Linked DNA regions of Homo sapiens: region 2 is linked to region 1. Evidence: read pairs that join two places in POLR2A ChIA-PET (ENCODE). Cell type or tissue: OCI-LY7. All regions are shown on one strand. Each heading gives the region's core, and the rest is flanking DNA. Links, peaks and the distances in the headings are about the cores only. Region 1 has its middle 71 kb from the start of ZNF827. Region 2 has its middle 49 kb from the start of LINC01095.

Region 1 (8,509 bases), core at 261-8,260:
CACCCCTACAAAAATGTTTTTAAAAATTAGCAGGGTGTGGTGGTGCGTGCTTGTACTCCCAGCTACCAGGAGGCTGAGGCAGGAGGATTTCTTGAGCCTGGGAGGTAGAAGCTGCAGTGAGCTATGATCATGCCACTGCACTCCAGTCTAGGCAACAAAGTGAGACCCGGTCTCAAAAATAACAACAAACTTTGTCTCCTCTTACTGACACTAGCCCCATTCAGATGGCCCTACCCATAACATTGTGTTTGTGTATGTGCATGTGTGGGCATACAACCGTCTGTGTGGGCTCGCTTGAGGGTAATTATTTTCTCTTCATCATCATGTGTTTACACAAAGATGTGAGCTGCAGCAAAAGCAGCATAGAACAGGTTGAGTTTAGTAAGAGCACTTTAATGGTAATCTTAAATTATTGAGTTGAAATTTAGCAACGTGGATACAGAAGTAAAAAGAGTGTTGACCGACATCAGTTTTTTAGTTTGGGGCTGTTTCCAGAAAGCTTTTCTGGGGCATTCCTCCTGAAAAGTCCTCTTTAAAAGATAGTTTCCTTATCAAATAAGCTCGGGAAACCCTTCTAGAGATTCAAAAAAACATTACCCATTGCAGGTTCTGAGAAGTCTTGCAGTGTACAAACAAGCAAGCAGGCTTCAACCCAGAATTTCCCAAACTAATTTACAATAGTATTATTATGTTATAATAATAGATAATACTTACTTGGCACATACAACATGCCAGTCATTGTGTTAAGCACTGTTCATATGTTTACTACCTTCTTTAGTCCTCATAGCAATGCTATAAGGTAAGTACACTTATCGCCACTTTAAAGATGTGGACATAGAAGCTGTGAGAGGTAAAGCCTCTGTGCAGGCCAGGGAAGGCTGGCTGCAGTGCCCATGCATGAGCTTACCACTACACCACCACCAGTTCTTTGGAACTTCATTTAAAAAAAAGTTATCCTGGCGAGGAGCGGTGGCTCACACACTTTCTGAGGTCAAGGTGGGTGGATCACTTGAGGTCTCAAAAAAAAAAATTATCCCATGAGTATGCTTTAGGAAATATTGGTTTAAGAAACTTGGATTGCAAATGTATCAGTAAAAAGAAACAGTGTATGAAAATGGAGAGGACTGTTCTCCATGTTCCTTTGTAGAAAACTGCTATGAGGGAAGAAGATAATTTCTGACCCAGTATCAGTGAACTGGGCTGCAGTGAATGTTCTGATCAACTGTGAACCACATAGAGTAGGATATGATGATTAGCTGGAAATTTATACAGTTTTTAATCACAAAAAAAAGGTTTTGGTTAATTTGTTCAGCAGCAATTGAAAAAAAAAATTGGGGGCCTTTGAGTTCTTAAGACTGGAAAATAATAATAATGACTTCTTAAAAACTCTCTGACACATTTCTTGGAAACTTCAAATGATTGATCACAAATTATTCCAAAATACAATTTAAACTTGATGTATTCCTTTGAATTCACATATGATCTGCTTGGCCCCTGGACCCGGCTTTAACCTAGCGAATTCTGTTGAAGAAGGGTAATAATAAAAATGTATCAGAGACCACGTCTAGGGTTTAAGTGTGAACATCTATTTGATCTGTCTTTCAATTCATTTTCTCATGACTTCTAATTGCATCTGAGAGTGAGGGGAATGGGCCTGACAGAGTATGCCTACCCAACTGCAGAGTTTGGCATCAACATTACATGAACTGGCATGATTGCAAAGTACTCAGGATTTTCTTAGAGTTGATAAAAGTCCCAGAAAATCAGGATTGAAACCACGAGACTATTCATCACAGTAATAGCCATTTCTGCAAAAAATCCATATTGACCTAAATGCCAACAAAAGGAAAGTAATTAACTAAATGATAGTACATTCAAGTTCATGGGATATTATGTAACCATTAAAAATCAAGATTGGAATATTATTTAACAATGTGTAAAATGTTCATAATAAGATTTTACATAATAAACCTGAGATATAAAACTATATGTACAGGGCCATGCACAGTGGTTCATGCCTGCAATTCCAGCATTTTGGGAGGCCAAGGTGGAAGAATCATTTGAGGTCAGGAGTCCAAGACCAGCCTGGGTAACATAAAAAGACCCCATCTCTTAAAAAAAACAAAAAACAAAAAACTTAGCCAGGCATGATGGCTTACACCTATAGTCCCAGCTATTTGGGAGGCTGAGAGGCAGAAGGATCTCTTGTGCCCAGGAAGCTTGGGGTTACAGCGAGCCATGATCAATCTGCACTCTACTCTGGGCAAAAGAGCAAGTCCCTGTCTCTAAAACAAACAAACAAAACCTATTAGTATAGTATGTCTTCACTCTATAAAACAAATCTTAACATGTCTAATATACATACAAAAGAGAATTTCATCAAAATATTAAGGGTGGTTTGGAACACTGGGAAACAATGGAATTACTACGACATATTTCTTTTCCTGTTAATCGTTGCCTTTGGTCGTCCTCAATTTTTAAAATAGTAAAATTGTTCTATTTTTATGACAACCATTACATTTTATTTTTTAAAAAATCAAAACAAACAGATATCAATCTGGATGTCTGAGAGATATAAAGTTAGTATATTTTCTAAAATGCTAAAGTAAAGGTATCTGGTTTAATATACTTTTTCCTGAGGCCTGTGGAACAATATGGTTCTGGATTTAATTTCTAACTCCACTGCTTACTATCCAAGTAACATTGAGAAAGGTTTATTTTCTCTTGTCTCAGTTTATTGATCTGTCAATTGCGACTGATAATAGGATCTTCCTTATAGGGCGGATGTGAGGATCAAATGAATCTTTACAGGTGCAGCACCTACAATTGTGTCACACATAGTAAGTCCTTGAAACACGATGGTTGCTGCATTACTTCTCTGTTATAGTTCTATAAAGTCTTCACAACTGTGACAGGACATAGCAGTCTGTCACGATCTGAAAGATATATACAACTTGTAGATAAAATGCAGAATTTTTGTTTTTAACCCAAAAGCAGCCTTGCAACTTGAGTCTTCTGTGTGATGAAGTCTACCCCGTTCCACAGAGGAGAACAAAGCAAGTGGCATCATTCAGTAGGGTATCTAAGGAGGTCTTTTGCCTAGAGCTAGTAGAAATATTCTTTGTAAGACAGAGGGAAAGTATAGACACCATTATGATTTATAATAAATGCTTTCTAAAAATTTACTGTGGACCAAATTTTGGAGAAATTTTGAATTCAATAAGTTAATTTAGGATGAAAAGAAACATTGCAGGATACCTATTATAGCATAGTTTCTTATAGTGCAAAATTGGAAACAATCTAAATGTACATCAATAGCTTTATAAATGAGGGCAGAGCTTCCACCTGATGTGCTTTGTCCATTGGTGGGCTGAGACTGGGGTGCAGGTGTGCTGAGACTGGTCATTTCTCTTCTCAGAACAACTACCAGAGGTCTTATTCAGTAAGAATTTGTCCTTGGTTTATCCCACTGTGCTATAAATACACAATTTTCATACAAATTTGTGTGTGTGGCATGACCTGAAAGGGTGGGAGCACAAGTTAGGGTTCCTGGGTAGAAACAACAAAAATCAAATCTGAACAACTTATTAGAGGTTCTGAAAGACTTACAGATCAACAGGTAAGATCAACAGAGATCTGAAGCACCAGTTTGAAAATTGAGCTAGTTCTGAGAGCCAGGGAAGCAGAAACCATAGCCAATAACCGGTAGTAAGACTGGTTTAATCAGGACATGCCTGCCTGGGATGAGAGACTTTCTGATACTTTCCAGTGTTTTTCTTTGGGTCACTCATTTAATTTCAAAATTCCAGCCAAGAACATCTGATTGAACTCTCTGACAGTGTCTAGGGCAGGGAGAAGAAGGATTGTCCCCTTTGATTACCTGAGTGAGAGGCAGACATGGGATTTAATGTCCCACCAAGAGTAAATGCAAGAAAACTAAAGTGCTGATCAAAACCAAGAAATTCCAGCAGAGCCACCATGCTCTGCAGACTCTCCCAAGGGCCTAAGGATGGCCTGCCGGGTACCTGCTGCTACCAGCAAAACCACCCCTGCAATTGGTGGAGCCATTACACCTGGCCTGCAGAGCCTCAAGAACTGAGAGCTGGCCTGCCAGGCAGCCCATAGACCCAGAAAAGCTACAAAACTGCCTCCACAAGCAGCTACAGTCTAGGCCACTGAGGCACTCACAGACACTGATGACATTGATTGCAGCCAAACAAATCACATGGAGACTACACTAATTTGCCCACCCAGGACCAAAGCTAAAGCACCCTACTCAACCAATACTACAGAACTCATATGGAAAAGACTTTCATGTAAATGTAGCTACTTAAGCTAATCCATAAAGTTGGAAGAGGGGATTGTTCCACTGCATGTGCAGATATCAATGTAGGGACACAGGAAGCATTAAAGAGCAAGGAAACATGACCCCTCCAAAGGAAAACAATAATTCCCCAGTAACAAACCACAAAGAAAAGAAAATCTGTAAAATGCCTAAAAAGGAATTCAAAATAATGATCTTAAGGACACTCAACAAGACACAAAATAATACATAGACAATTGAACAAAACAAAAAAAATCATAATCTGAATGATAAACTCAATAAGGAGGTATATATCATAAAAGAAACCAAACAAAAATCTTGGAAATGAAGAATTCAATGAATGAAATACAAATATAATTGAGAGCTTCAACCATAGACTAGATCAAGCAGAAGAATTTCTGAACTTCATCTGAAGACAGGTCTTTTGAAATAACCCATTCATGCAAAAAGAAAAAAGAATAAAAAAGAGTGAAGAAGGCCTACAGGATTTATGGGACATCATTAAGCAAATAAATTTTTGCATTATGAAAGTTCCAGAAAAAGAGATAGGAAAAAGTATAGAAAGCCTATTCAAGAAAATTATAGCTGGCCAGGGGTGGTGGCTCATGCCTGTAATCGCAGCACTTTGGGAGGCTGAGGCAGGTGAATTACCTTAGGTCAGGAGTTCGAGACCTGCCTGGCCAACAAGATGAAACCCCATCTTTATTAAAAATACAAAAATTAGCCATGTGGGGTGGTGCATGCCTGCAATCCCAACTACTTGGGTGGCTGAGGCAGGAGAATCACTTGAACCCAAGAGGTGGAGGTTGCAGTGAGCTGAGATTCTACCAATGCACTTCAGCCTGGGCAATGGAGTGAGACTCCAACAAAAGAAGAAGGAAGGAAGGAAAGAAGGAAGGAAGGAAGGAGAAAGGGAAAGGAAGGGAAGGGAGGGAGGAAAGAAGGAAGGAAGGAAGGAGAAAGGGAAAGGAAGGGAAGGGAGGGAGGAAGGAAGGAAGGAATAAAGAGAAAGAAAGAAGAAAGGAGAGAGAGAGAGGGAGGTAGGGAAGAAAGGAAGGAAGGAAGAAAGAGAGGGAGGGAGGGAGGGAAGGAAGGAAGGGGAAAGGGAAGAGAAGGGAGGAAGGAAGGAAGGAAAGAAGGAAGGAAGAAAGAAAAAGAAGAAAGAAAGAGAAAGAAAGAAAGAAAAGAAAAGAAAAGAAAAGAAAGAGAGAGGGAGGGAGGGAAGAAAGGAAGGAAGAAAGAGAGAGAGGGAGGGAGGGAGGGAAGAAAGGAAGGAAGGAATAAATAAAGAGAGAGGGAGGGAGGGAAGGAAGGAAGGAAGGAAGGATGGAAGGAAAAAACTTCCTAAGTCATGGGAGAAATATGGACTTCTACATTCAAGAAGTTCAAAACTCTAAAATAGATTCAGCCCAAAAGTGTCCTCTTTGAGGCACAATTTAGTTAAACTTTTAAAAGTCCAGACAGAGAGACAATTTTAACAACAAGAGAAAAGCATCGAGTCACATGTAAAGGAATCCCAATTATACTAAAAGAAGATTTCCCAGCAGAAAGGTTACAGTCCAGGAGAAAATGGGATAATATGTTCAAATCACTGAAAGAAAAAAAAAATTCTACCAAGAATGCCATACACAGGCCGGGCGCGGTGGCTCATGCCTGTAATCCCAGCACTTTGGGAGGCCAAGGCAGGCATATCACAAGGTCAGGAGATCAAGATCATCCTGGCTAACACGGTGAAACCCCGTCTCTACTAAAAAATACAAAAAATTAGCCAGGCGTGGTGGCGGGCACCTGTAGTCCCAGCTACTCAGGAGGCTGAGGCAGGAGAATGGCAGGCACCTGTAGTCCCAACTACTCAGGAGGCTGAGGCAGGAGAATGGCGTGAACCTGGGAGGCGGAGCTTGCAGTGAGCCAAGATCGCACCACTGCACTCCCGCCTGGGCGACAGAGTGAGACTCCATCTTAAAAAAAAAAAAAATGCTATACACAGCAAAGCTATCCCCAAGAAAAGAGGGAAAAATAAAGCCTTTCCCAGATAAGCAAAAACTGATAAAATTCATCACCACTAGACCAGCTCTACAAAAAATGCTTTAAAAAGTCCTACATTTGGGAGCAAAAGAATATATACCATTAAGATAAAACACATGAAAGTATAAAACTCACTAGTAGAGAAGAGATACAAAAGAGAATGAGAAAGAAAGCAAACCTCATTACTGTGGAAAACCACCAAATCATGAAGATAAACAATAAAAGAGGAAGAGGTTGGGCACAGTGGCTCACGCCTGTAATCCCAGCACTTTGGGAGGCTGAGGTGGGCAGATACCTGAGGTTCGGAGTTCGACACCAGCCTGACCAACATGGACAAACCCCGTCTCTACTAAAAAAACAAAATACAAAATTAGCCGGGCGTGGTGGCTCATACCTGTATTCCCAGCTACTTTGGAGGCTGAAGCAGGAGAATGGCTTGAACCCAGGAGGCAGAGGTTGCTGTAAGCTGAGATCGCACCATTGCACTCCAGCCTGGGCAACAAGAGCAAAACTCCATCTCAAAATAAATAAATAAATAAAAGAGGAAGAAACACAGAATACACAACACAATCAAAAAATAACTAACAAAATGACAAGAGTAACTCTTTACCTATCAATAATAACCTTGAATATAAACAGATTAAATCCCCCAATTAAAGTATATAAACTAGCTGCATGATTAAAGAAACATGACCTAACTACATGCTGCCTACAGGAAACTCACTACACCTGTAAAGACATACATAGAACAAAAATGAAAATATGGCAAAAGATATCCCATGCAAACAGAAACCAAAGGCAAACAGGAGTAGTTATCTTTATGTCAAATACAACAGGCTTCAAGTAAAAAATTATAGAAAGAGACGAAGATGATTATTATATAATGATAAATGGATCAATTCAGCAAGAAGATATAATAATTGTAAATGTATGTGCATCCAACTCCAGAACACTTAGGTATATAAGGCAAATATTAGATTTAAAAGGAGAGATTACTTCAATACAATAAGAGTTGGAGACTTCAATACTCCACTTTCAGTACTGTACAGATCACCTAAACAAAAATCAACAAGGAAATATGAGATTTTAACTGGGCTATAGACCAAATAGATGTATCAGACATTTACAGAACATTTCATCCAACAGATGCAGAATACATATTCTTCTCATTAACACCTGGAACATTCTTTAGGATAGACCATATCTTAGGCCACAAAACAAGTCTCGGCAAACTTTTAAAAATGAAAATCATATCAGTATCTTTTCTGACCACAAAAGAATAAAATTAGAAATCAGTAAAAATAACAACTTTGGAAACTAGACAAATAAATGGAAATTAAACAATATGCTCTTGAGTGATCAATGGGTTAATGAAGAAAGTAAGAAGGAAACGGAAAATTTCTTGAAACAAATGAAAATAGAAACACAACATAACAAAACCTGTGGAATACAACAGAAGCAGTACTAAGAAGGATGTTTATAAAAATGAACACCCACATCAAAGAGGTAAAAGGATTTCAAATAAACAACCTAGCAATACACCTAAAAGAATTAGAAGAGCAAAAACAAACCAAACCTTTGCAAAATTAGCAGAAGAAAAATAATGATTAGAGGAGAAATAAGCAAAACTGAGACTAAAAAAAGTTGTTTTTTGAAAAGATAAACAAAATGAACAATTAGCTAGACTAAGAAAAATTGATTCAAATAAATGAAATAAAAAATGAAAAAGGAAACATTATAACTGATGCCACAGAAATATAAAGGAACATCAGAGACTCTTATGAACAACTATATGCAAACAAATCAGAAAACCTAGAGGAAATGAGTAAATTCCTAGACACATACAACCTACCAAGATTGAACCAGGAATAAAAAATTTGAATAGACTAATACCAGTAATTAGATTTAATCAGTAATAAAAAGTCTCTCAACAAAGAAAAGCCCAAGATCAGATGGCTTTACTGCCAAATTCTACCCAGGCTTTTAAAGAATAACTAACACCTATTCTTAAACTGTTTTAAAAAAAGCAAAGTAAAGGGAATTTTTCCAAACTCCATTTTACAAGGACAGCATTACCCTGATACCAAAACCAGATAAGGATACAAAAAAAAAAAAAGAGAGAGAGAGAACTACAGGCCAATATTCCTGATGAACATGTTT
Region 2 (8,509 bases), core at 260-8,259, 64 kb before region 1:
GAATTTTGTTTTTTACCTCAACTAATGGAAGTGAGGAAGGGTTGAGAATTTATCTATTTGGTGAACTAAGAAGCTCTGTAGGTAAAGGAAATACAGTATGAGCACTTCGTGGTGTTATTTCACAGTGCGAGAAAAGCATTTGCCTTTACACAACACTCAGAGGAAAAGGAGAGGCATGTGAATCATGCAACTCTGCTGCAAAATAAATACGACATTGGCAACAAAATTAAACATAAAAGTTAATATTAATTGCTTAATGTCAAGGTAAGACTTTTTTTTCCAACAAGGTGCTGCAGCAGTACAATATGTTTAAATAGTCTCATTAACATCACATCACAATAATAACCAGCAGCATAGAAGAGAGACTGGAGACCATATTAATAAAAAAGTGAAGATGGCATGAAGCTGGAGGGATCATAAATGCGGAAAGAATTGAATTAAAATTCATAAAATCATGACAGATTGGAGCAAAGAATGAGATCAATAAAATGAGTTTAATAATGATAAATATAGAACAGTTATCAGAAGACAGTAATGATTCACTGTGTAAATTAAATAGAGGGAATGTGTTAGGAAGTAGTACAACAAGGAAAAATATGATCGTATATAGGGTGATTATTTAAAAAGACTTTATCAAAATAAATTGGGTACTTAGGGCTCGCATGAGCTCTTTGTTTGTTTGAGGCCTATTACTTCACACATACATCCTCTCAGTTCAGACTTGGACTTGGTTCAGATTTTCACAGTGGGGTTGGGAAGGCTGTACAGACAAGGTGGTATGGTGTGGAGAGATGAAGGGTGGTGTTAGACAATGATTAGTTGGGAAGAAAAGAGAAAAACTGGGGCACCCATGAGCTTACAGGTAGGGAGTACACCTGAGGAATGCTTATATCAGAAGAGGTAAGTCTGACACTGCCTCTCTCCCATGTAGTTACAAAAGTTGCCACCTTGGCCTTCCCCGGCATGGGTCAGCAGTTTGTAAAGGAAATCTAATATGCTGAGTTATCTGTCTGACATTCTAAATGAAGACTTTCCAGTGAAATTGTTTTGTCCGGTTTTGGTCCATTAATAATCAGCCAATTGATGAGAAATTCCTGGCTGACTCTCTTTTCATCCTAGCACTGTTTATTTAACTCAGTGAATTTCAAATCCGCCGATAGCTGATTCAGCGGAGACCTGTTTTTCAAATACTGATTCCTGGGCCACAAACCCAAACCTACTGAATCAGAAATGTTTAGGGATTGGGCCCGTGCATTTTTTTTTTTTTTTTGTCTGCCCAGATGATTCCAATGTGGCCAGGTTTGGAAATGAATTGAGCTGATATTCATAACTTTCATTCAGAGTTCTTGGAAATCTAATTTGTGAGGTTGCTAAAGCATTGTATTAGATTTATATTTATCTTATACATGAATTTGGTAGAACTTATAAAAATATCCCTCTTGCCTTATTAAAAGTCTATGAGAGTAGTTAAACAAATTATTTGAATGAATAGAAGCATCAGCATAGGCACTATCTATTAATTAATTTACTGATTGATGAGGATAGGCAGTGATGATAAACAGCTGAAATATGGAGCAGAATTTATCACTTTCATCACCTTTAATGACTGTTGACGTCAATCATTTCACTCAGCATGAAATGGACCTTAGAATTTACTGCTTGTTTCTTGAGTACTGAGATGCTGAATACTCAAGGATCTAGGGAACTGTAATAAATATAAAGGATTTTTCATAGGCTGATTTCTTATAGCTAGTTTCGCTTAAAAGCTCTCATGAAACTGCAACCAAATATTGGCTTTAAAGTACGAAGAACTGATGGGGGAAAAAAATCTGTGACAATGACACATAAAAGTTAGGGCAAATCACTTTGACTTACATATAACTACATTTCTCTTTCCACAAAATGAGGGTAATAGCAGTTGGGAACTCTCAACTTCACAAGTTGAATTAATAGGGTAATAACTATAAGCTCACCTGAGCTATGCTGAGCCAAGAGCTCTTAGGAGAAATATGTCAGATTAAATTGGTAGTACATTTTAAAGAAGAGATGTAAGAGTGTCAAAAGTCATTACTAAGTATCTACTACATGTCATTTTTTTTTTCTTATTTAGATAGGGTCTCCCTCTGTCATCCAGTCTGGAGTGTAATGGTACAATCATAGCTCACTGCAGCTTTGACCTCCTGGGCTCAAGTGATCCTCCCGCCTCAGCCTCCCGAGTAGCTGGCATCACAGGCATGCACCACCATGCCCAGCTAATTTTTAAATTATCTGTAGAGATGGGATCTCCCTAAGTTGCCTAGACTGTTCTCAAACTCCTGGGCTCAAGTGATCCTCCTTCCTGCCTTGGCATCCCAAACTGCTGGGATTACAAGCATGAGCCACTGTGCCCAGCCATGTGCCATGCATTCTATAAAGCACTGTCTCATAATATATTTAGTTTTCTGAAATACTTATTAATAAAAACCCTGTATTTAGACATTCAGGGTCTTTTTAAATTGAATTCAGCACTTTGGGAGGCTGAGGCGGGAGGATCACTTGAGTCACTGCATTCCAGCCTGGGTGACAGAGTAAGAGCTTCTCTCAAAATATAAGATAAAATAAAATGGGAACCAAATTTGTCGGGGGAACATACATTATTTTATTTAAGTTCCTGTTAAGAAATGTCTATAGGGATCAAGCCAGTTTGGCTGGAGCCAGATGAGCTAGTCTTGAGGTCCTTGGGGATGCAAAGTCCTTTTCTGAGATAAAAACCCTTGTATTATCTTGTTGGGAAGAGGGGCAAAGCTAAATCAAAGGGTCTTATTAGTGTTAGTAAAAGTGTATTCAGGCCAGGCGAGGTGGCTCATGCCTGTAATCCCAGCACTTTGGGAGGCCGAGGTGGGCGGATCATGAGGTCAGGAGATCGAGACCATCCTGGCTAACATGGTGAAAACCTGTCTCTACTAAAAATACAAAAAATTAGCTGGGCATGGTGGTGGGTGTCTGTAGTCCCAGCTACTCAGGAGGCTGAGGAGGAGAATGGTGTGAACCCGGGAGGTGGAGTTTGCAGTGAACCAAGATTGCGCCACTGCACTCCAGCCTGGGAGACAGAGCAAGACTCCGTCTCAAAAAAAAAAAGTGTATTCAGAAGGCAGTAGATTCAAGGAACAATGGGCAAGTTGATTCACAGAAATAAAAGCAGGAGCAGAAGTTTTCCTTGACCATTCTGGGCTAGAGTGAGGGAGATGAGACAGACAATAATTAATAAACATGATGCACTAGTAAAATGTGTTAAAATGCTAAGTGCTATGGTAAAAAAATAAAGCAGAGCAAGGGACTTTAGGGGTGTGTGTGTGTGTGTGTGTGTGTGAAGGAGTGAATTACAAATTCAATAAAGTGGTCTGTTTGAGCTTCACTGAGAAAGTGACATTTGAGCAAAGACTTAAGGAGGTGAGGGAGTTAGCCTGGTGAATATCTGGGAGAAGAGCACTCCAGGCAGAGGGAACAGCCAGTGCAATGGTTCTCGGGTGGAAACATGGCTAGAGTGAACTAGGAATAGCAAGGAGGCCAGTGTGGTCAGAAGAGAGCCAGTGAAAGGAAGCTAACAGGAAATGATGCCAGAGAAGTAGCATGAAGTAGGTGATGCAGAACTTTGCAAACCATCGAAATGAGTTTGGCTTTTAATTCATGAGATTAAGCCATTGGAGTGAGCAGAGCGGAAGAGGAACATCTGGCTTAGATTTTAAAAGAATCCTATTAGAGTTTCTGTCATGAGAACAAACTGAAGGGAAAACAGTGGAGACCAGCTAGGAGGCTACTGGAAGCAATAGATGATAGTGGCTTGCAGCAGGATGGTATGGATGTAGGGATGTGTGAAATGGTTGGAAATCCAGATTCTTATTGAAGGTAGAACCAATAGGTCTTCCTGACTAATTGGGTGTGGGATGCAAGAGAAAGAGAACAAGAAAACGCTTGCTCCAAGTGTTTGTCCTGATCTACTGGAAGGAGGTGTTGCCATCAACTGGGATGGGAGAAGGCTGTGGGTAGAGCACATCTAGAGATGGGGAACATCAGGAGCTCAGCTTGGGTCATGTTGAGTTTGAATTGTCTATTGATCATCCAAGTGGAGATGTCAACAGTTATAGATTTCTGGACTGTAAAAGAAAGCTCTAGGCTGAATATATAATTTGGGAGTTCCTTGCCTTACAGATTAGGATTACCAGATAAAATATAGGAATGTAACAAAGTTCAATTTTCAGATAAACAACAAATAATTTTTTAGGATAAATATGTCCCAAATATATATTAGGTAATGGATTTAATTCCCTGATATAACTATTAGTAATTATTGTGGTTATTATTAATAATTAATACAAATAATTATTCATAACATAATTAATATTGTGTATCATATGTAATATTTGGGATACTTTTATAGTAAAACATTTTTTGTTGCTTATCTGAAATTCAAACTTCACTGACCATCCTGTAGCTATATTTGCTAAATTGGGCAGCTCTAACATAGTTGGCATTTAAAGCAATGAGTAAATGTGATTACCAAGGAAGTGAGTGAGATGGGGAATTAAAAAAGATCAATTGCTCAGCCCTGGATCACTCCAACATTGAAGGCCAAAACTGATAATGGAGCAGCCGGGAACTAGGAAAAAAACTCCAGAAAGTGTGTTGTCTTAGAAGATAGTTAAAGAAGGTATATTGAAAATGAAGGAGTAATCAACTGGATCAAATGCCACTGATTGGTCAAGTAACATGGGGATTGAGAAATGACCACTGGATTTAGCAACATGAGCATGACTCAACAAGAGAAGTTTCAATGACTGTGAACAAAAATAAAGAAAAATCTAATTAGTGTGGCTTGAGGAAAAAATAGGAAGAGAAGACTTGGAGACAGTGAACATAAAACAACTCTTTTGAGAAGTTCTTGCTGAAAAGAAAAGAGGGCTGGTGGGAGAAGTGAGATCAAGAGAAGACTCGAGGAAGAAAAAAAAAAAAGATGGGGCCAGTAACAGCCTGTTTGAGTTCTGCACTTGTCTCCAGACCAGTGGTTCTCAAATTTTCCTTTCTTTAATTTTGCGTGTGTGTATTTCATTTTATATTACTTTACGTTATTTTTATTGTGGCAGAAAAGAGGGCTGGTGGGAGAAGTGAGATCAAGAGAAGACTTGAGGAAGAAAAAAAAAAAAAGATGGGGCCAATAACAGCCTGTTTGAGTGCTAGACTTGTCTCCAGATCCGTGGTTCTCAAATTTTACTTTCTTTGATTTGTGTGCTTGTGTTTCATTTTATATTACTTTATGTTGTTTTTATTGTGGTAAGAACACTTATGAGATCTACCCTCAACAATTTTGTAGGTGCACAATACAGTGTTGTTAACTCTAGGCACAATGTTGTACAGCTAGAACTTACTCATCTCGCACAGTGAAATTTTATACGCATCGAACAGCAACTTCCCATATCCCCTTCCTCCCAGTCCCTGGCAACCACCATCCTACTCTACACTTCTAGGAGTTTGACTATTTTTGATACATTATTTAAGTTGAATCATTCAGTATTTGTTCTTCAGCGCCCGCTTTATTTCACTTAACATACTGTCCTCCAGGTTCATCCACGTTTTGGCTTATGTCAGGATTTCCTTCTTTATCTAAAGAGCTAAATACTATTCCATTGTATGTATATACTGCAAAGAAGAAGTGGTTCTGATACTTCAGTGTATGCCAGAAGGATTGTGATAACACAAATTGCTGTGTTCCAGCCTTAGAATTTCTGATTTAGTAGGTCTGGGATGAGACCCAAAAACTTGTATTTCAAAAAAATTCCTAGGATATAACGGATGCTGTCATTTAGGGATCACATTGTGAGAACCATCTAGATTTTGCCCTGCAAATAATGTAAACTCAAAATACCTGTTACCACCCGTAAAACAGGATGGGACCAATGCCAAGATGCTCAAAATACCCGACTTTCACATAGAGGGTCTCTCCTGGCTGGGGTCTGGCCCAAAAGTGGACCCTAATTGTGAATGAGAAGTATAAATATTATCCTAAAAAAAAAAGTTAAAAGTCTTGCTTAAATATGACAAGACTGTGAAAAATAACAGAAGCATTACATTAGAATTTCTAAAGTCTTTTCCATTGAAATCAAGAATAAGAAAACCATGCTGCTTTTACCAGCATTATTCAACATTGTTTGGAATGTTTAGATAATTAAACTAAAAGAAAACAATTGGCACGTGTATTGTACAAAAAAGGTAAAATTATATATCTTTGTGTGTAATAGAGAAGAGAGAAAGCCTAAGATTTCAATAAGATAAATACTATTACAATTAAAATAACTTAATAAAGTATCTCAAATCAAGATATAAACAGTACATGAAAATCATTGGTCTTTCTCAATATAAGCAATAACTAGACGTGGATATAGATTTATTTTTTAAATAACTCATAAAAGCATTATATGTTACTTAGAAATACATGTAAAACCATTATGTATTATTTAGGAATGCAAACATATTTTTAAAATGTTCAAATGTACAGGAATCATACACACTGGCTTCTAGATACTAGTCACATCTCTAGAAAGGGGGAGGATGAAAGAATGTCATCACATTCTATAACTATGCCAAAATGTTAAAATCTAGTAAGTATGAGAGGAGGGTACAAGTTGCCTTGAATATTATGTTTTATACTCATCTGTATATTTGAAATTAATAATACAATTTTACATTTGAAATATCTTCTTTAAAATCATAATAAAAACAACAATAATGGCTAAGAAATGTTTTTAATAGTTAAGTAAATGACCCATATAAAAAAAACTATAAAGTCATTTTTAAAGACAGAAAACAAGATCTAAACAAGAGGAGAGACTTGCCAGTACTCCAGAAAGGATAGTGTTAATGTTAATCCTTAGAAAAATTAATATATAACTGTGATGCAATTCCTGTTAGAATCACATTGAATTGTGTCTTGGTCCCTTTGGGCTGCTATAACAAAATACTACAGACTGGATAGCTACTAAACAACATAAATTGATTTTTCATAGTTCTGAAGGCTGGGAAGTCCAAGATCAAGGCACAGACAGACCAGTGTCTGGTGAGAGCCCATTTCATGGTTTATCTACGGCGCCTTCTTGCTGTGTCCTCAGTGGGGGAAGGGACAAACAAGCTCCCTTGGACCTCTTTTATAAGAGCACGAATCCTTTTTGGGAGCTCTGCCTTTGCAACCTAATTACCTCCCAAAGGCTCTATCTTTTAATACTATCACTTTGGGGGTTAGGATTCCAACATATGAATTTGGAGAGGTCACAAACATTCAAACCATAGCAAGTCATTTTACAAAACTACATGAAATGAATGTAAAGTTTAAATGAAAAAATAAATCAGCATCCAAGAATAGGCAAGAAAATTATGAAAATAAAAGACAGAAAAGGAAGAATTGTCCTACCAAATATTCACCCATATTATAAAGTCACTGTAATCAAAACAACATTAAGAGATGAATAAAAAATGTATCAGTGGATCAGAAATTGATCCCAAAATAAATGCAATTATATATAAGAATTTGAAATATGGAAAGGGTGCTATTTCAATTCAGTAGGAAAAGATTGATTTATTTTTTAAATATAAACTGGACATCAATCTAGAAGAAAACAAAACTAAATCCACTATCTCATGTTATCCATAAAAGTAAGGTTCTGCTGGTTTAGAAATTTAAATATAAGGAATAAAGAATAGGAACAGCAATGCACAAGAGAGAAGTAAATATTTGTTTTATAATATTATGAAAATACACTTAATGTCATTAGACCTCAGGAATAAGCAAGCTGAATAAACTGTGGTTTTACCAATAACTTGGACTGTGATGTTGTTTTAAAAAAATTGAGCCAGAGCCTCACTTACTGAGACAGAGAGATGAAAAAAACACATTGCTTAACTGTGATTTTTTTTATCAATCAAAAAATACACTACACATGAATATGCCAATTTTTACAAGTCCATATGAGCATAAGAAAAGATATGGACCAAGGTACATCAAGCTGTTACCATTGCTTAGTTACGGGGTGAGGATGGAAGGGACTGGAAGAAGGTTATTAATGTTGTTTTTATGTATATTTGGATCTATATCACTTTGTAAGATAAGCAGACTTGTTGATGTAATTAAAAATAATCATTTAAAATATTTAGATATATTGAGAAAATAAAAACAAAGGAAGAAATGAGTTGGTCTTAAGGGAGTATAATGACCATTATCCTCGAGTGGTGGTCGAAGAAAGGAGAGGATGGGGAGAGATTAAATAAACTAGTTATTTACTGAGAACTTGTTAAGCACAGACAGAATTCCTGGGGCCCAGAAGGATACACGAAAAGGCACAGACCTTACTTTCTATTTGCATAAAATCTGATGGTGGATGAAATTAAAACACTTGAAACCATTTAAATATAATGATGCCAGCCCCTCCAAAACTGTCAGCTTATTCATCTTTTATATAACGGTACTTTCCTTTTCAGTCGATGA

Evidence for each region. Peaks named below come from ENCODE experiments on the same cell type or tissue, not always from the same donor. Only the 100,000 strongest peaks of a DNase experiment are listed, where the experiment ranks them.
Region 2: POLR2A ChIA-PET joins it to region 1 with 5 read pairs; 3 of 35 experiments call an interaction of 5 or more read pairs at or near these places.

Annotation. Positions count from the first base shown.
Region 1 is chr4:146,005,298-146,013,806 of GRCh38, reverse strand. No RefSeq gene overlaps it. Among named protein-coding and RNA genes, the nearest start is that of ZNF827, 71 kb to the right of the region's middle. In OCI-LY7, for the core only: no CTCF peak of the experiment used is centred there; no DNase peak of the experiment used is centred there.
Region 2 is chr4:146,068,834-146,077,342 of GRCh38, reverse strand. No RefSeq gene overlaps it. Among named protein-coding and RNA genes, the nearest start is that of LINC01095, 49 kb to the left of the region's middle. In OCI-LY7, for the core only: no CTCF peak of the experiment used is centred there; a DNase peak (open chromatin) is centred at 3,613.